Linked DNA regions of Mus musculus: region 2 is linked to region 1. The links are chromatin loops, found by intact Hi-C in ENCODE. Cell type or tissue: heart. All regions are shown on one strand. Links, peaks and the distances in the headings refer to the core of each region. The heading gives the core; the rest is flanking DNA. Region 1 has its middle 35 kb from the start of T. Region 2 overlaps Pde10a (phosphodiesterase 10A).

Region 1 (11,476 bases), core at 1,683-9,682:
GGGTAGGCCCGGGAGACAGTCGGGAGAGTAAACTTAAGTGACAGCTAGGGGAGGAAGGTGGGGAAATAGAATGTTCCTACAGCTCCGAGATGGACATCGTAGAAAATTAAGACCTCAGCGGACTGAGCAGGCATCCACAACACAGAGACACCTGGGAGTTCCTTTAAATACTGCAGGTGCACATGAGATAAGGAGTTACAAAACATCTCAGTCTGCCTGGCAACAAAACCAGAGTCTGGATCTTGTGTGTTGCAGTAGTATCGAGAGGCTGCTTATCAGAAACTTCTGTTCCCAGGTTAAATACAGTACAGCCGGCCCAAAGCTGCAGAAGTTCATATGGCCACACGATGGCGATGGTGAGCCTGTCTTGTGAAGCGTCATGCCCTTCAGGGCTTTGTCTTGCTAATAATTTTAGTCTTTGGAGTGTGATGGCTGCTGGCTCGTCTAGTTGGGCTAATACTCTCAGCCATTGTGGTGTGCCAGGTAGACTTCTGGGAAACCTGAGCAGGAAGGAAGGGATACTGCAGAATATCCTGAGGACACGATCAGGCATTCTCTATTTATTTTATGTATGTGTTTTGTCCACATGTATGTATATGCACCATGTGCATGCCTATGCCTCAGAGGTCAGGAGGGCATTGGATCCCGTGGAGTTAAAGGTACCAATGGTTGTAAGGTAGGTAATGGGAAGTGGATCTGTGTCTTCTGCAAGGGCAGCGAGTGCTATTCACTGCTGGGCCAGCATCTCTCTAACCCCACAACTATGCATTCTAGAGACCAACTTGTCTGGCAGGGACCTGGATTGAGTTCTTTACAGAGCCTTGGAGGTGAGCAGACAGAGCGGAGTCTCTGGTAGGTGATGATGGGAATGAATGGCAGGAGAGGATTCTGGGAGCTGCCTTGAGGGAAGTATGTCTTGCTGCTGTCTGAAGAGAAGAAACCTCTGTTGTGAGGATATGGGGGAGAGAGGAGTGGTCAGAGCCTTGGTTGGGATGGTGGTGAGGAACCTTGGGGGGATGTGCTTTGTGACTGGGGAAAGCTACAGGAGGTCAGCCTAGAAGAGAGGGGTAAGAACTCTGGCATGTCCCGTCTGGGTAGAGCTGTGCTGCCCTCTGTGTGGGGGAACTGCCAGAGTCCTGTGGGTCATCGGCTCCCAGGGTCAAGACCAAACCCTAGACGGTGGCTACCCAAGACGAATTCAGAGGAATTCAGAATACCGTGGAATTCTCTTGATTTCTAAGAGATTGAGATTGTCAGAGTAGGGAGAAGCCCCGGGGAGTCTGGTGGAAGAATGACTTTAATCAGAACAGGACCAGGAGCAGGGAGTCTGCAGGGGAGGACTGAGAGCTGGGCTGCCCAGAGGTGCTCCATGCCATCAGAGTTGTAGGGGTGCAAGATTGACACCTGTCACCAGGATACCTCTATCTCATTCCCACTGGAAGACTTAAAGCCAGACTGCAGGAGGCCAAGGAGAGCTGGACTCAGACTGGTGTCAGATGGTGGGCCAGTTCTAACAGAAGTATGGGCATGGAAGGAGCAGAGGCAGGCGGGAAGGGAACACTGCTCCCTCAGAACCTGTGCCGATGTCTTTGGCGGTGCATTGCTGTGGCAGAACCCCTGACAAAAGAGACTTTAGGAAGGACCGGTTTGGTTTGACCCCAGTCTAATGGAGCAACACACCGTTGTGAGGGAGTCAGAACAGCAGCAGGAGCATGGGGCGGCTGGTTTCACAGGGTCCACAGTCAGGCTAGTACCATAGCCCGTGGGATGGTACCATTCACACTCAGAGTAGATCTTCCCTCTACAGTTAAACCTCTCTGGAAATACCTCATAGACAACCCCACCTCCAGCCCGGGTGATCCCAAGTCAAGGAAAATTGACAAGGAAGAAAATCAGCGTCAGTAGTGGAAAGCTCAAACTGTAAATAGTATGACTATCTGTGATGTTACCATGGCTGGACAAATGGGCAGGGAGGGACTTGAGATTTAAACAAAGCCAAACCTGTATGGAGCCTTTGCGGCTCAGCAACACAGATGTGAAGGCGAGATCACCCACATCACTGGATACTTACTGCATGTGTGCCCACTCCAGCACATCACTCTTGGATGGTCTCCCCACACAATGGCACACAGGGTGGTTATTCTGCACAGCTAGGATAATGGTTTCCTGGGGCTACAAAATATGCTGTGCTCGGCTCTCTCCAGGCAGGGGCCCGGCTCTCTCCAGGCAGGGGCAGCACTTGCTCTCAGAGTTGTTTTAAGAATTAAAATTGACAGCCGGGTGGTGGTGGCAGCGGCGGTGGTGCACGCCTTTAATCCCAGCACGTGGGAGGCAGAGGTAGGCGGATTTCTGAGTTTGAGGCCAGCCTGGTCTACAAAGTGAGTTCCAGGAAAGCCAGGGCTACACAGAAAAACCCTGTCTCAAAAACAAAACAAAACAAAACAAAACACCCCCCAAAACAAACAAACAAACAAACAGAATGAAAATTGACGAGTCCCACAAGAGCAGTGAGACAGGGGATTCTGGCTTCTGGGTCTGACACACACTGCTCTGTTAATGCGACCCCACACTGTGGGCAACTGTGCTCCACTGTTAAGACATGATGAACTTAAGGGCACATTCAGCTGTGTGAAAGAAGCCATGTGACAGGCTCATTGTAAATCCCTCAGAAAATAAAGAAAATAGAAAAATTTTCCTGTCACCGGTGTGAAGCTGTCTCACACATGCTAGACAGATATAAAGTGTTCCTAGGGGGAAAAAGAATGTCAGAGATCACTCCCGTAATAAATATCAGGGATCACGTACGTAATGTCAGGGAGATCATTAGGGTAACTCCAGCACTAGAGAAGCTGAGGCAGGAGGATTTCAAGTAGGTGACCAGCATGGGCTACAGGGTAAAGCTTATCTCAACCAAAGCATATGAGAGGAGACAGAGACAGAGAGAGAGAGAGAGAGACAGAGACAGACAGACAGACAGAGACAGACAGAGAGAGACAGAAAGAGACTCAGAGGACAGGGTGGGGAGGGGGAGGGAGAGGGGGAGGAGGAGGAGGAGGAGGAGGAGGAGGAGGAGGAGGAGGAGGAGGAGGAGAGACATTTTACTACTATTAGCTGTATGCTGTCTCATCCTGCCCTCAAATGTTTCTGATTGTCTTGTTTTCTGTCTTCCAGCCACCTGGCATCTTTTCTTCTAGAGCTTTCCATAGATCCTTTGCCTCTGCATCTGGGAAGTGATAAAAGTGGAGATTCTGTTCTTTCCTCATGGCATTGACCACAGGCCTGAGAAGCCCCTGCATGTCTCAGCAATGGGCTGGTATCCTGTAGACCCAGAGGCCTGGGACCACGCACAGGCCGCTGACTCTGTTTGCTTTTCTGTCTTTCTGTACAGCTTTGAAAGCTGCTGAGGTTTGCTAGGGGCTTGCCAACTGAAACCACAGTACCTTGTCAGATCACACTGCCATGCCAGCCTTCCAGCCACCTAGACAAGCTCAACTGTCTCACGATGACTGCTCATGCGCAGTCCCGGCCTTTCCGCCCATCTTTGAGGTAGGATCACAGCTAAGTGCCTGACCAGGAAACATCAGTTCATTGCTTCAAAGCCATGGCTCAGATCCGAGGGTAAGAAACAGCCTGATGCTGGTGCTGTAAATCGGGCTTACCACAGGCACATTCCTCTGCTCACTTAGGTCCTACCTGTGAACACCTCGCCAGGTGATCAGGGAGAGAGAGGGTGGACCATGTGAAGTGAAGCACAGGCTTAGGCTGCTGAGTCCAGTGGGCGGGGCCGGGGCCTGTCAATCACATCACAGAGATCCCAGGTTTTCACTGTGGTGGTATGGAGCAGAGGATAGGGTAGATACAGTATCTCAGAGTGGGGGCGACCTCATCCAGAGCTGGGACAGCAGGGCACTGAAGAGGAGCTGGGGGCTTCGAGGACCCTGAGGATAGATCTCTCTCTCTCTCTCTCTCTCTCTCTCTCTCTCTCTCTCTCTCTCCTCTCTTTCTCTTGTTAGGAGACAGAGTCTCCCTGGAGCTCTGGCAGCCTGGAACTCACTATGTAGACCAGGCTGGCTTTGAATTCATAGAGATTTGCCTGGCTTGTCCTCTCTAGTGCTGGCAAGCGCCACAGGTCTAGTTGACCTGTGGATCCTTACAGAACCCCAGTGCCTTGTTTCTCCGGCTGTGTTTTCTTGGTTTATTTCTCGCTGGTTTCTTCTGGGAGAAGGTAGCCTGTGGCCTGTACTCCCTGAGGTAGCTAGCCATTCCTCCAGTTTTCAGTAGGACTTTCCCCAGCTGCTATGCTCTGAGGAGATACTTCATAAAAATTGTACTTAATCACTTTGTTTTAAAGTAATATAAAGCAACTTATTCGAATTATGTATCTATGTGAAAATTCAAATGAGACGAAGAAGTTAAAATTAACTTGTTAACTCCTCAGCAAACTTCTTTCCCCAGCTCTCTCTGCACCTGTATGGGTCTGTGAATACATCTCATGGGTGGCCTTCTTCACAGACACTGAACAAGCATTGAGGAGAGCAGCCTCTGTCCCCGATGTGCGACAGGTGCCCTGGTAGATTACCACCTGGGTGGGTAGACATGGATAGAAGTCATTTCTTGTTTCCCATTCATTCCAGGATGTTGCTAACACTCTGTGCATCCTTCCTTTGACGGATAGTCCCAAACCCTTGCTGAAGCAGGAGCTTCATTGACTGGGCTGGACAGGCTGTCCTGAGAGCACATGTCCTCCTGGCTGTATGTCCCTGGTGTTAGGATTGCAGATGCACACAGCTGTGCTCAGCAGGTTTTTTGTATTGGTTCTGGGGGTTTGAACTCAGGTCACCATGTTTGTAGGGCAAGTGCCTTACTGACTGAACTGTCTGCCTGGCTGAAACTTATGGATAATTAATGATTACATTTGTGAAAAGGTTCATCCTTCTGTCCGGCTTCACAAGGGGTATTCTGCTTCGGGGTGGGGGCAGGGGAAAGAGGGAGAGGAGAGCTGTGTTCCCAACTGGAAAAAACAGGCCCAGCTTTCCCTCTTTGGGAAGATTTAAAACCTGGCCAGGGTGGTGGTACATATCTGTTAGCTCAGAACCAAGGAGGGAGAGGCAGGAGGATTGCCTTGAGTTAGAGGCTAGCTTGGGTTTATCTTGTCTCAAAGCAAAATAAATGATAAACCAAAGGTTGAGCCCCAGGGCTTTATCAGGAGACAGCTGGCTTTCTTCCACCCCAGTCCTGTGTTGTGAAGAAGAGCCCACCTGCTGGAAGAGCAGCGGGAGTCTTGGTAGAAATGGGGTTCCACAAAAGGATGGAGTAGAGGCGACTGGATACCCAACCAGGACCAGGAGGCCCTTGCTCCAGGAGTCCTAGCCCTAGGTTACAGATATCTGGTAGGGACTTTGTGCTGCGTTGGTGAGAACCACCCTCCCGGGCTTCCCGATCGCTTTTTCAGACGGGCTGAGCTGCTGGATTCCCTGGGATCAGTGTTATTGATCCCTCGAGGGAGGCACGTTTATCAGCTGTCTCAGACCTCAGTCCAATGGGGATGGAGCGACATTTCGGAAGAAGCCACCAGAGGGCGCCTCAGGATGCTCTGCAGGCCCGCGTCCTGTGGATGAGGCTGGAGCCACAGCAGAGCCTAGCTAAGGCAATAGAGGAAGATGCTGCGCTAGATAGCAACATCATGACTGATGAACTGCAGGGCAGGACTAGAAGGCCATAGCTGGAATTGACAAGTCTCCGCTGTGAGGACACGGAGATTGCTATCCAGCCCGGAGGCTTTGCAGGAGGTGTAAGGGACTGCAGGGTCAGGTCTGAGCTGGGATACAGAGAGAAACCGGGCTTACCCTGTTGAGACTGTCTGGGACCCCAGTACCCACTGAGGGGAACTCAGATTCAAGAGCCAACCCAGCTCAGTTTCCACTAGAACTTGAGGCTGGTTGGTCAGAGGGATTCAGAGGAAGATTATCAAGTTTGGAGCTCTTCCGCTTTTTAACGACTGTGCATTTTGAGTCAGATCCCTTGTGTTTTGCCGTCGCGCTGTTGAGATCTGCGGATTCACAGCCAGGCCGACAGTACAGAGAGGTTTTCGTCTTCTGTGAATGTCTCTGTAGTCTGTGTGTTGAACCTTTTCTTGTACAGAGCTTTAGAGTTTGGTTTTCAACTTTTGCTTTTGCTGTCTGTGTCTTGGGATCATATTAAAAAACCGTCTGCATAATCCGTCTTTTCAAGGGATGGTCACCCCTTAACTAGTTTTCCAACACCAAGTGGTCAGCCATAAAAACACATTCCTCCAAGCAACATGAGAGTGACTGGTGGGACCAGGAGACAGCTACCAGCGTGGAAAGACTGGTTAGGTGTTGGGACTAGCCTCCAGATGATGAGGCTAGCCTGGACTACACAGTGACCTCCAGGACACCTACAAGTCGCCCTACTTCACAAGAACAAACACATATGAAAAGGACATTTAGGGTATTTTAAGAATATTAACACAGGGCTGGAGAGATGGCTCAGTGGTTAAGAACTCTGACTGCTCTTCCAGAGGTCCTGAGTTCAATTCCCAGCAACCACAGGGTGGCTCACAACGGTCTGTAACTTGAGTTCCAGGAGATCCTCTGCAGACATATGTATAGACAATGCACATAAAATAAAAACAAATAAGTTACTGTAAAAATTAATTAACTCGTCAACTTACTAACACATTGTGTCTTTTTTTGGTTTTTGGTGCCCTTTTTAATTTCTTTTGTCTGTATTGGGTAAGTTGCACTATAAGGGCCATCCACTCCTGGATTATATTTCTCTCCAGGTAGTTTAATACTTCCTGCCACCATTATGAATGAGATTGCTCTCTGAATGCTTTTCTCAGTGTTGTTACCGGGATATAAAAACCTCTTAATCCGCATGCTGACTTTTATGTCCAATAACCTTCTTAAATTTGTAGGTCAAATTTTAATTATTTGTTTTTTAGTTTTTATAGACACGATTGCTTATTTTTATAAACCCTTACTATCCAGATCACTTCCTTTCTCTTGTCTTATGGCTCTGGCCCAGTATACACTGATAAATGTGTCCTTTTGACCATGCTCCATAACTCTCATAGATATTCTTAATTTTTTTCCTTAAATAATTTTTGCTAGATAGTTATGTACAATTTTCCAAGGCTCATAAGAGTATTTAGGATTTTTTTGTTTCGTTTTGTTTTTCGAGACAGGGTTTCTCTTGTGTAGCTCTGGCTGTCCTGGAACTCACTCTGTAGACCAGGCTGTCCTCGAACTCAGAAATCCGCCTGCTTCTGCCACCCAAGTGCTGGGATTAAAGGCGTGCGCCACCACCACCCGGTTTAGGATTATTTATTGACTTCTTCAGCTCCAAGATTTCTGTTTAATTCTTCTTTAATGGTCTCTGTTATCATTTCTCTTTCTCTCAATTTCTCTCTCTCTCTCTCTCTTCCTTCAAAAGTTTGTTTGTTTGTTTATTTATATGAGTACACTGTTACTGTCTTCAGACACACCAGAAGAGGGCATTACAGATGCCCATTACAGATGGTTGTGAGCCATCCTGCGGTTTCTGGGAATTGCACTCAGGACCTCTGGAAGAACAGTCAGTGCTCTTAGCCACTGAGCCATCTCTCCCACCCCCTTTCCATTTCTTAAAATTAATTATCTTGAATTCTTTGTCAGGTAGTTCAACAGCTTCTTTCCTCTGAGGGGTATTATTATGGGGTTATTGTACCTTTTGGACTTTCATTCTTTTCCTGTCTTTATGGTGACCCTTGCACATTTGGATCAGCTGCCAATGTCCTAGAAAGACTTTCCTAGTAAATGACACTCTCCTGGTTAAGTATCCTTAGAAGCTGGTTTGGATACGATGGGTTGGCTTTTGCTTTCAGGGGGGACACTTAGTGTAGCAGCTTTTTCTGCATTAGCAGTGTCTGACTCAGTGGGGTTTCACTGGGAGGCAGTTTTCTTAGGTGGGTCAGGCTTATTGGTGGCTTTGAGAACTGTGCTCAGCTGCGGGCATGGAGTTCCTGCCAGTTTCCAAGGTCCAAATAGGTTGCAAGGCTGCTCTTGAGGGCTTGTGTCGGGGAGCTTGGCATGGCCACGGAGCTTTGGTGGCTCTAGGTTTCTGAGAACAGTATTTCTGATGCTTCTTCAGGTCTCAGGAGGGTTGGTGGTTCCATCCCACTGCTTTCTAGGGCAGCAAGAGGGTGGGAGCAGCCACCCAATTTTCACAGGAGACACTGTATCAAGAGGATCCAGGTAGGTTGTCCGGATGCTCACGAGTCTTTGGGAGGGTAGGCAGGTGATCCGGATAGTTCTCAGAGCGGTGCTAGCTGAGCTGTTTGTGTAGCCACGGCTTGACTGTGTCAGGGATGCTAGGGGCTGAACATCAGATGGGTCTGTGTTGTAGGCACCTGAGTGGGGAAAGGTATAGTATGTCGTAGGGTTTTTCTTCCAGGAAATAGAGTGCAGTACCTCAGCAGATCCTCCTGCTGAGCTCAGACAGGGAGGGCTAATGACTTTTGGGTAGCCAGTGCTCTAGCTGACCACGCCATGAGGGCGTGCAGCTATGCTCTCCTGCATTCTCTTGTGACACTGCTTTGGGGCTGACCTAGACAGATGGAAGGACAGAGGCTTTGAGCCCTTCTATGTCAGGTCAATTACACATCTCTGTGCTCTCTGACATGGCTGCCACATCCCTTCTGCACCTCTGGATTCTTCCGTGGACACCCCAGCTGCTGTTTTTCTGTCTGGGTCCTTGGTTTGGAGGGAAATGTCCCAGGCATCTCTACTCAGCCATCGATCTGGCATCCTGAAATAGAATTATTTTTAAGTTAAAAAAAAAAAAGATTTATCTACTTTTTTTTAAATTTGTATTTGGATGTACCAGATGCATGCAGATGCCTGCAGAGGCCAGTAAAGGGTGTTGGACCACACAGAACTGGCACTACAGGTGGTTGTGGCTGCCATGTGGGTATTAGAAACTGGTGGTGGCAGGTTCTCTGCAAGATCACTCAGTACTTTTAACCACTGAGCCATCTCTCCAGATCCTTAAAATAGAATGCTCGACTCTTCCTTTTTAGTGCTGTTTATACAGTGCTTCAGAGCATGTCAGAACCTTTTACTGCAAGCCGGGCATCCAAGCTGGGTTCCTCCCTTGTCCTTTCTTCAGTAAGTCCATATTAAAGCACTCTACCTTCTTCTACCTCCACGGCTACCATCTTTGTCTTCAACACCAGGTAAGAAGGTGCGGATGGATGTTTGGTTAAGGAGAGAGTCTCAGTTAAAGGAGAGAGAACAGGCAGACTCTTCGAGTCTCAGATAACGTCCCCAGAAAGCTATTTACCAACTCTGAGGTACAGTATAACTCTGGGATTCTTGTGACTTGAAATTATTAATTTCTTCATTATGTTCTATTTTGAGTCCCCTCAGATCACGCTATCCTTTGTGGCGAACTTGCTATAATTTTGATCATAGGTTTTTGTTATTGTTACCTGGGGCTGGAAACACTCTGACTGATCTTAGCGTAGATGGTTAAATGCAGCACTGGATGAGTAAAAACACGCTTCTATACAAATGGTATTACTTCATTTCAAGTAAACTTGTTGATGATTTAAAAATGCACATGCAGGCTTTGTAAACAGATATCAATGGTTTTTGCCATCAGGATCAATCTATGATATATTAAGATCTATGACTATATGCATAATAAGTAAAATATACATAGACTTCCCCTCAGCAGTTTCATAATTATTCCTGGACACTGCTTAATTTGATTTGTTTTATCCTATGAAGTGCAATTCTTATTGTCAAAGATAAAGATTTTCCTCCACTCTCTTAAGTATTTGTTAAGCTCTCCCCATATGCATGAGGCATCGTGCTGGAAGCTGGGGACGGTGTTCACTGAGTTGATCTGAGCTTAGTCTTCACTGAATGTCCCCAGATGGGTGAGTGTCTAAGACAGTGTGACAGGGCCCGAGATGAACTTCCTGCTGGTGTGTAACGCTGAGAAGATGGCTCTTATAGGCAGTTTAGATAAAAGGGTTGCAGACAGAGGACGGTGCCTCCGGTTAAGAAAATGATTTGGTGCATTTTAGAGACTGGCGAAGTGTCCTGTAAGAGACAGCAGGCGATGATCCAAAGGAGCCAGGAAAGGGCTTGCAAGTCTTCCACAGACAGGACAGCCATGGTGTGGAAATCAGGGCATTTCTGAACGGCTTCCAGGAAAGAAAAGAGATGGGCTGGAGGGATGGCTCAGTGGTTAAGAGCACTGATGTCTCCTGAGAGGCTCTGCCAGAGCCTGACATATACAGAGGCGGATGCTCGCAGCCAACCATCGAACTGATCACAGGGTCCTCAATGGAGGAGTTAGAGAAAGGACTGAAGGAGCAGAAGGAATTTGCAACCCCATAGGAAGAACAACAATATCAGCCAACCAGAGCTCCCAGGGTCTAACCATCAAGCAAGGAGTACACATGGAGGGACCCATGGCTCCAGCCACATGTGTAGCAGAGGATGGCCTCGTCAGCTATCAATGGGAGAAGAGGCCCTTGGTCCTGTGAAGTCTCGATGCCCTAGTGTAGGGAAATTTGAGGAGGAGGAGGGAATGGGTGCGTGGGTGGGGGCATACCCTTATAGAAGCAGGAGGAGGGAGTGGGTTGGTGGGTGGGGGCACACCCTCACAGAAGCAGGAGGAGGGAGGGCAGGATAGGGGAGAACATTTGAAATGTAAATAAAGAAAATATCCTATAAAAAAAGAAAAGAGATGGACTGGTGGGCTAGAAGACAGTGATCAACAGAAAGACTTGTTAGATGCTAGGATTAAAAGTGGGACTTGTTAGATGTCAGGATTAAAAGTGGGACTTGTTAGATGTCAGGATTAAAAGTGGGACTTGCTCTGTAGTACAGCTTTAGGTCAGGCATGGTGATTCCACTGGAGGTTTTTTTATCCTTGAGAAGAGTTTTTGCTATCCTAGGTTTTTTGTTATTCCAGATGAATTTGCAGATTGCCCTTTCTAACTCTGTGAAGAATTGAGTTGGGATTTTGATGGGGATTGCATTGAATCTGTAGATTGCTTTTGGCAAGATAGTAATTTTTACTATTATTGATCCTGCCAATCCATGAGCATGGGAGATCTTTCCATCTTCTGAGATCTTCTTTAATTTCTTTCTTCAGAGACTTGAAGTTCTTATCATACAGATCTTTCACTTCCTTAGAGTCACGCCAAGGTATTTTATATTATTTGTGACTATTGAGAAGGGTGTTGTTTCCCTAATTTCTTTCTCAGCCTGTTTATCCTTTGTGTACAGGAAGGCCATTGACTTGTTTGAGTTAATTTTATATCCAGCTACTTCACTGAAGCTGTTTATCAGGTTTAGGAGTTCTCTGGTGGAATTTTTAGGGTCACTTATATATACTATCATATCATCTGCAAAAAGTGATATTTTGACTTCTTCCTTGCCAATTTGTATCCCCT
Region 2 (8,000 bases), core at 1-8,000, 480 kb after region 1:
AGGAAGACGTTGTTGGTAGAGGATATCCTTGGGGTAAGGCACTTTGACCCTGGCGGTCTGAGGACTTAATTAAGAGAGATGATATACATCATTTTGGTCTTGCCATTCAAGTTGTCTCCTGATTAATTATAAAAGCATTAAATGAAGATACAGATCAATAAATGAATTGGCTTAGAGTTTAACCTTCTTATTCAGAAAAATTACACCCATGGTGCTCCCTGGGAAATGGAGCCCTTATTTCAACACCTGGTTAAACAGAAAAAAGAAGTTTCTATCCACGTAAATTAGATGGTGTGGCACCTCTTGGTAACTCACATTGGCACTGATGCAGGACTGACCGTCTCATCTGAAGGGTTCCCTGCAGTGCCCAGTTCTCAGGCATCTATTGATGGCCATTCTGCTGAGGTGGGCTGTAGGTTTCTGGGTAATAGAAGACAGATGTCAGCTGGCCATGAGCTAGGTATGGCTGGTTTCCAGTGACCCTGCTGGCATTTCTCACTCCCCACCTGTGAGGACAGCGTGGTAGGGTCTGATGAGAAGAGAAGTGGAAAGTTAAAAACCCACCGTAGACATCGAACTCACTGCCTTCCCCTTAGCCAGAATAGCAATTGTGTGAACATGCCTGAGGCCAGACTGGGTCTCCTCGGTGTCAGAGGGTACCAGAAAAGATGCAGCTGCCAAGAGGGATGGCAGACATCCTTAGCACAGTTTGTCAAGAGTGTTTAGGCAAATGTCTGATGAATGTTACTTCAGGTGGTGCTGGCTTCACAGGGGACAAATGAAGGCAATAACATATGTGGGGGGAATTTGTTTTGGGAAACTGCTGAACTGATAGAGACTTGAAATGTGGCTTCTCCTCCTCCTCTTCTTCCTCCTCCTCCAGCACCTCCTCCTTTTTCTTCTTCTGACAATGATTTACCTAGAACAAAGTTGCTATTGCTTTATTGGAGTAAAGGAAGGAAGGAAGGAAGAAAAAAGGAAGGAAAGAAAGGAGGAAGGAAAGAAAGGATCCACAGTGAGGAAAGAGAAGGAAGGAAGCAAGCAAGAGTAGATGCTCTGTGGATTCTCATTTGAAAACGTTCAGTTCTGAATGCAGGCTTTCAAAAGCTAAAAGCTACAGGAACACTTTCATATTGCCCCCCATTCAGGGAGAGTTTGACATGTCCCATTAGCTTCCTGTAGATAGTAGAATCTGAGCGTATTGAACTGCCGTCTTGATATTAATCCTTCCCATTGCTCTGTACTGGCCTGCTGGAATTTTAGCTGAGATAGAAAAATCATTCAAGCTGAATCCATCTTCATTGTGGTGCTAAGTAACTGATAATGTTTGCCTCTAGGACATGGCGTGGGCCCTTGAAGTTCAACTTAGGCAATGGTTGGCATGACTTTAAAAACAGAAGAGAAGGCGTGTTTGTGTGCACCTGTCTTCATGTGTGTGTCTGCCTGTGCTCTCTCTGCTGCGTTCACCTGGGAAGCCTGGGGCGGTTCCAGCAGAGAAGGAGGGAGCCAGTGCCAGACTTGCTGATAAGTGTTCTTCCGGTCACATGACACTGGCATCCACTGAGTATGCATGCAAACGCTGAGAGGCCCTGAAGTTCCTGGTTTTCCTTGCTTGATTTCCAGGATGAGCGATTTCCTCGAGGTACTGGCCTGGAATCAGGAACCCGCATCCAGTCTGTTCTTTGCTTGCCCATTGTCACTGCCATTGGAGACTTGATTGGCATCCTTGAACTGTACAGGCACTGGGGCAAAGAGGCCTTCTGCCTCAGCCATCAGGAGGTGAGGCTCCGACCCTGCTCTCTGCACCTTCTGTCCTCTTCCCTTCGTTGGTGGTCCCCGCCAGTGTTAAGTGACAACATGAATGGATCTCGAAGTCACTATCAGCCGGACCGTGTCTGGCTGTGAACAGCAGCATTCTTAAAAACCTGTTCTCTTGAGCAGCTGTTTTTAGAGAAGAATGGCTAAATCAGAAGTACAGTTTTGGCTTTTCTTTTTCTTATATAAATATATCTTAACAACAACAACAACAACAACAAAAATGTGCTTTGGTGCATATCCAGCCAAGCAACAGGATGGAGTCCTGGTTGCCTCGTGTCTTCCGTAGATGTTCTTTCTTCCTAAGTTACATGAACACTCCAGTCTCTGCTGTCTCTTCATGGGCTGCATTGGAGTTGACTCATTAACACTGAAGTCACATACTGCCAGCACTGGTACCTTTCTTGTGCTGGCTGGATGAACCAGGTCCCTAGGGGTCTGGCTGCACCCCATTTCTGAATGATCTACTTCTAGTTTCCTGGGCTGTCCCTCACTTCTTCCACACCCAGGCCCCTGGGAAGAAGTCTTGCCTCCCAGTGCCTTGGAGAGCAGTCCCTGTCACCTCACACCTAGTGCCTTGAGTGACTTCTGCCATGGAACCTGTCAGGTCCTTCCTTCTGTCCTGCCATATACACCATTCACTGTCCTTTCAATTGCACGAGACACTTCCTTCCTCTCCAGCCTTGGTCTTATTCTCTCCTCCGGGACTTCACCTAGAACTAACACTTTGTACCCAGCAAAGACATGCAATGTGGAAACCAGTGACAGGAGGGGAATATGGGAAGGGGAGGACGGCTCAGTGAGCAGTATGAGAATGGGTTTCCCAAAACCCCTTTAAAAAGCCAAATGTGGCAATGCAAGTCTCTGTAGTCACTAGTCCTGGGGAGCAGAGACAGGTGGGTCCCTGAGACTCTGTCCATCAAATCTAGTCTAATGGCTGCACTCTAGGCTGGTGGGATATTGCCTCAAAGTAGGTAGACATTTCTTTGATCATTCTCTGCCCTTCATACATGTGCATATATGTGCCTACACATGACACACATGGAAATAAAAGTAAAAACACAATTGGAATATAAGCTTGAGTCCTCGAATGCATGAGGTGTGCACATGGTATTTTCCCCTCTTAGGGATCCCCCACCAGCCTGAACAGGCAATTAGAGACGTTTTCAGTTTCAATTTTTGCTAAACTGAAAAATAATTGTTTAATATTAAAACAAGATGATGCACACTGGCCAGATGGCTTGCTGTGCAAACCTGCTGACCCAAGATCAAGGTTGTTTGATATGCACATGTGTATGTTTTGTAGGTTGCAACAGCCAATCTTGCTTGGGCTTCCGTAGCAATACACCAGGTGCAGGTGAGTCTGGGGTGTTCTTATGAGGACATTCCAAGGCAAATGGTAGTGGGGGCTGGATGTGAGGCTAGCAAGGACCTCAGGCATTGGTCTTGGATGTTGTATTATATCTGAACCATTTTATCTACTTGATCCCTTACATTCAGTTGTAAACCATCTTAAGTCTTATCACAAGTACATAGGGGTTATATTTTTTCACAAGAAGAAGAAAAGCGCAATTGCAGGGTAGAGCTATGAGTAGAAGATTCTCCTTGGCCCATGACATATGTGCTAGATGACAAGGTTTAGAAGTAGGAGTAGATGTGTAACTTAGTCAGGGAGGCCCATGTATCTGTCCCAGATCATAGAGTTGTGCCGTTCTCCAGTGAGATAAGAAACACAAGGTTCTGTCAAACACAGTTTATCCTGTTGCGCTTTTCTGGCAGTGAGGGTGATAGTGCCCATGTTAACAGTGTTCTGGGTTCGGGTCCCAGCCAGCAGAGCTCTTGAATAACTAACAACCATTGTATATGTGGCAGGTGTGTAGAGGTCTCGCCAAACAGACCGAACTGAATGACTTCCTACTCGACGTATCAAAGTAAGTGTTTGCCTGGGCATCTCCTGGGTTTGGTGACAACGGGGCATAAAGCGCAGGTCTCGATGGTGACACATCTCCATTCGCTGCATGGGCAACATCCTGGGAAGAGTCGCTAGTCGCATGCGGATTATAGAATTGCATCTTTATCCACAGCCAGCTTGTACGTTAAAGGTGACAGAGGCGTACATGGTTGTCTTTATGTGACATTTAATTTGTAAATAGACCCTCTTAGAACATACCTCCTCTAATCTCTCTACCTTTTCCCAGGGTGCATTTGCTCTGTCTTTTTCTAACAATGTCTCTTTGCACAGTATTGTTAATAATGCCTTTCTGTGTAAAGTGTCTCAGAGGTGATTTTGAGAAAACAGTTCCATTTCCTGGAAGCTTGGTCTAGATCATCTCCCCTGGGCTAGTAGTGGAAGCCATTATAGATATTTATTAAACTCCAGGTTGCTACAGCAGGGGACCAACCCACCTCATTAATAACCAAAACCTTAAAGTCCCAGACATGGTCACCCAGGCCACGCCCTCCTACCAGAGTTCCTGAAAGCTGGGGACGGGGGAGGGGCAAGGTGACAAGGACAAGGGGACAGGGAAGGGGATGAGCTAGGACACAGCCTCCGGCAGCACTGTTGCCAGCCATGGCTGCTCTTGCCCTGCTGTGGTGCTTCCTAACTCCTCGCCAGCACATGCCGGACGGAGCCCTGCAGAACACGCAGACTGTGAGTTGCTGGCTCATTTTGTAGCTCTTCTTTGGAATCTGAAATTAGAGGCCTGTGGCCAAAGCAGTTTTAACCATCACTCAGTCAGCTCCACTTTCAAACAGTTAAGCTTTGTCAAAATGATGGGAACCCTGCTGAAGCTACTTCAGAGCCCAGAGAGTGGGAACATTTGCATATTTTGGAAGTGTCCCAAAGCCACCTAAATGCCTGTGTGACACGCTATGACCTTCTTTCTGCCTTCTGCTCCAGTAGGAAGCTCGGTCACTCCAGAGCTGCCTTCTCTGTGAAGCACTGAGCTCACAATGCAGAGAAGCATTGACCTCACTGCCCTCAAGTGAAGGAGACTATACTGTGGGATCATTGTATGCCAGGCTAATTTCAGAGCAGGGCTGAAACCCTCACAGAGCCAGCAGAACCCATCGCCTGTGCTCTCTGATGAGTCCTGCGGTGGCCAGCTATCAGGGAATCTCTGGGATTCAAAACATCCTAGCAGATATCTCCCCGCCTCCACAGTGCACTCTTGCTACCGACCCTGGGTTTTACTTTAGTTAAATAAAGCAACGCAGGTCACTAGTCCTGACTACTTACAGTATGGTGTTTCATTTCTGGTCAATTCTGATGCCTTGGTATGGTTTAGCCTCTACTTTCTCCATCCCCCCCCCACGCCCCCAGAGACCATGTGTATCCTAACCGTATTGGTGGATTTAATAAATGTAAAGTCGTCCCCCCTGCCCCCCTCCCCCGCCTTGAGACGGCTCATGAGAACGTTAGGTTTGGTTGACCTGAATCAAATTCCAGGTAACTCTCATTGCAGCCTTTCCCCCACCTTTCAACTGAGCAATACCATAATTACTGGATGACTCTACTTGACTTAGTCTGTACTAAGGCAATGATAATGGTTCACTGATTTTTTTTTTAAATTAATGTTTATTGCTTCTGAAAGAAGACAAAAAATATCAAATTACATGCATATCTGTTTATTTACACTTGGAGCCCATATAATGTGTTTGGAGTTTAACATGCACTGTGACAGCAATAAGGTTACTCCTGGGATTCATCTTTTATATTTTCTTTTCCAGGACATACTTTGATAACATAGTTGCCATAGACTCTCTACTTGAACACATCATGGTAGGTCTTTTTTTGGTTTTGACCGTGATTTTCTTTAAACCCTAATTCCTTGGTCTTCATTCATGGTGTGACATTTGTATGTACTAGGAGAATACACTCTATTAATTTATATGAACTATGGTGCTCTGAGATCCCCCTGGCCTTCCTTCACCAACCCCTGTGATCTGGGGAGGGCGTCAGAACAGACTTGTTTAAACAGCTGTACTTGGGGAAAGCTTGGTTTCGGCTTCCTGCTCTCCAAGGCACTTCCCATATATGTCATGTTAGCGAGCCTCACTGGATGCTGATGCTAAAATTCCATCTACTTGAGTTGCGTTTCAGCATCCCTGTCCTGGAAGCAGATGCCCTGCGAAATTCTCCATGGTAACTTTAGTGGCTGCACCGTCTGTGTCTGGAGATTTCCTGTCTCATCTCTCCTTCCAGCACATGGGCTCTCGGGTCCAGCCTCTTCTGCATATCCCAGAGTTCTCAGCCATGCTCAGTCACTCAGTTGTGTCTGAGGTTTGCTAGCTGTGTCTGTCCACCCAGCCCCCACCCTTCGCTGCCCCCTTTCACACTTCCCCGTCTATGAATCCACGCTCCACCATTTGTTTGGTGGCTAACTCCTATTTCTATGCTGTGTTCTTCCCGGGAACCTGCTTCCTTATTGAGTTTGCCTTCTGTGACTCTGTCCTACAGGTCACTCACCTTTCACTCACTTGGTGAGTTCCTTGTCCCACCCAAGTCACCTCCCTTTGATCAGCTGGTTATTTGAGCCCCACATCGAATTACGGATGGCTTTTGGAAGTAAACCCTAAAATATCTCCCAAGCGTTTCGGCCACCCTGTTACCTTCTGTCTGCACACTGGGGAGGTGCAGTGGCTTGTTTTATCATTTTTCAGTTTCTCTTTGCTTTTATGTCCCGTCCCCCCCCCCCCCCAATCCCTCCAGGCCTTCTTTTCCCAATGTTTCCTGTTTGTTTTATCTTACACGAGTCTTCCCAATGCATTGTCTTCACTTGAGTGTCCTATTCTCCAGTACTGTTTATGGGAGGCTGAGGGCCCTGACCAAGTGCTGCGCATAGCATAAGGCACACGATTGCTGACAGCAGAAATGTGGCCGATGGCACTGTGGAGTGATATTCACAGTTACAAAGTGGGAAGAGAACAGACTGGAGAAAGGAGAAGGGGGACTGAATATGAATGGGAGGGAAAGCATGCAGACATGAAGATTAGAAGCAATAGGAAATAAAGGTTAGGATGGGTATGAGTGGGAGGGATACTTACAAAAGACTCCCGGGAAACAAGCTAGAGATGACAACAACCAAAATGTCGAAGTGTAAAGAAAGATGAATCGGTAAGAATGAGGGGCTGGTGAGATGCCTTGGTAGTTAAGGTCACATGCTGCTCTCGGAGTATGGTTTTCAACACACACATCTGGTGGCTCACAACTGTCTGTGACCCCAGCTCAAAGGGATCCAGCATTCTTCCGGCCTCAGTGGTCACTCTGATGCCTCAGCGGTCACTCTCATATGTGTGCACAGACTAACACTCACGGATCCTTAAAGGGGAAATAGATAGAAACAGACCTGTAATTCTTCTTAGCTGGGATAAACGTAGTGACACACCTACTTGCCTTGGGTGTTTTTGAAGCCACTCTGTAGGTGGAGAGTGGACTGCCAGTAAAAATAATTGGAACAAGTGAGGCACACTAGCCAGCCTGGCCTCCCTCACAAGAGCAGTGTCTATTTAGGACTCAGCCTAGGCGTGCTTGGCAGTGCTCTTGCGACCTCGACCGAATGACACCCTCAGCTCTTAGACCAAGCTTTGCGTGGTTTCTCAACCTCAAGGGCCCTGCCTGCCAGTGTCCCGAGACTCTGATCTCTACGGGCCCGTCTTCCACTACTAAAGCCTGAGGTAGGAAAGGCTGAGAGGCAAGAAGAGGAGAGGAGCTTTCCTGCTCTTGAGCTTGGAGAGCCATCGCTTTGTGCTGGCCAGCCCCTGTCTCATGCGTTTAATGTTTAGTCAATGGCTCACTGTGTAGCCCTGGCTGGGCCAGAAACCAGAGCTCCATCTGCCCCTGCCTTCAGAATGTGGAGATTAAAGGCGTGGAGAATCTCATATCTCTTATAGTCACTGTTCACAGACATCCAGCAGGCTGAGTGGGTGTTGGCCACGGCTGATAGACAAATCAGGGCGCCAGGAGCATCCTGATAGGCAAAGGAGCTCAGAGCGCTTGAGGATTCTCAGGAAGGGAGGCCGCTAGCTGGTCGGCAGCTCCTAGGAAGTGCTCTAGTATTTCAAGATGAGCAGGGACATGGGTGCTCATGAAGTGTCCTAGGTGCCATATGCTGGGATCAGCACGTAGACAGACGTACACGTGAATTCCACTGTGCTTCATAATCCGTGTACCCTATTCACAG

The links. Peaks named below come from ENCODE experiments on the same cell type or tissue, not always from the same donor. Only the 100,000 strongest peaks of a DNase experiment are listed, where the experiment ranks them.
Region 2: a loop joins it to region 1, with 2.6 times the contacts of the local background. A loop is called at or near these places in 8 of 42 quality-filtered maps.

What each region holds. Positions count from the first base shown.
Region 1 is chr17:8,463,322-8,474,797 of GRCm38, forward strand. No RefSeq gene overlaps it. Among named protein-coding and RNA genes, the nearest start is that of T, 35 kb to the left of the region's middle. In heart, for the core only: a CTCF peak has its summit at 5,574 (motif pointing right); a DNase peak (open chromatin) is centred at 5,560; H3K27me3 peaks cover 6,110 bases.
Region 2 is chr17:8,941,249-8,949,248 of GRCm38, forward strand. Pde10a (phosphodiesterase 10A) reads left to right here. Exons shown (of 22, transcript NM_011866.2): 6 at 1-33; 7 at 1,624-1,779; 8 at 3,122-3,172; 9 at 3,688-3,746; 10 at 5,548-5,599. Among named protein-coding and RNA genes, the nearest start is that of 1700010I14Rik, 43 kb to the right of the region's middle. In heart, for the core only: no CTCF peak of the experiment used is centred there; no DNase peak of the experiment used is centred there; H3K27ac peaks cover 267 bases; H3K27me3 peaks cover 3,756 bases.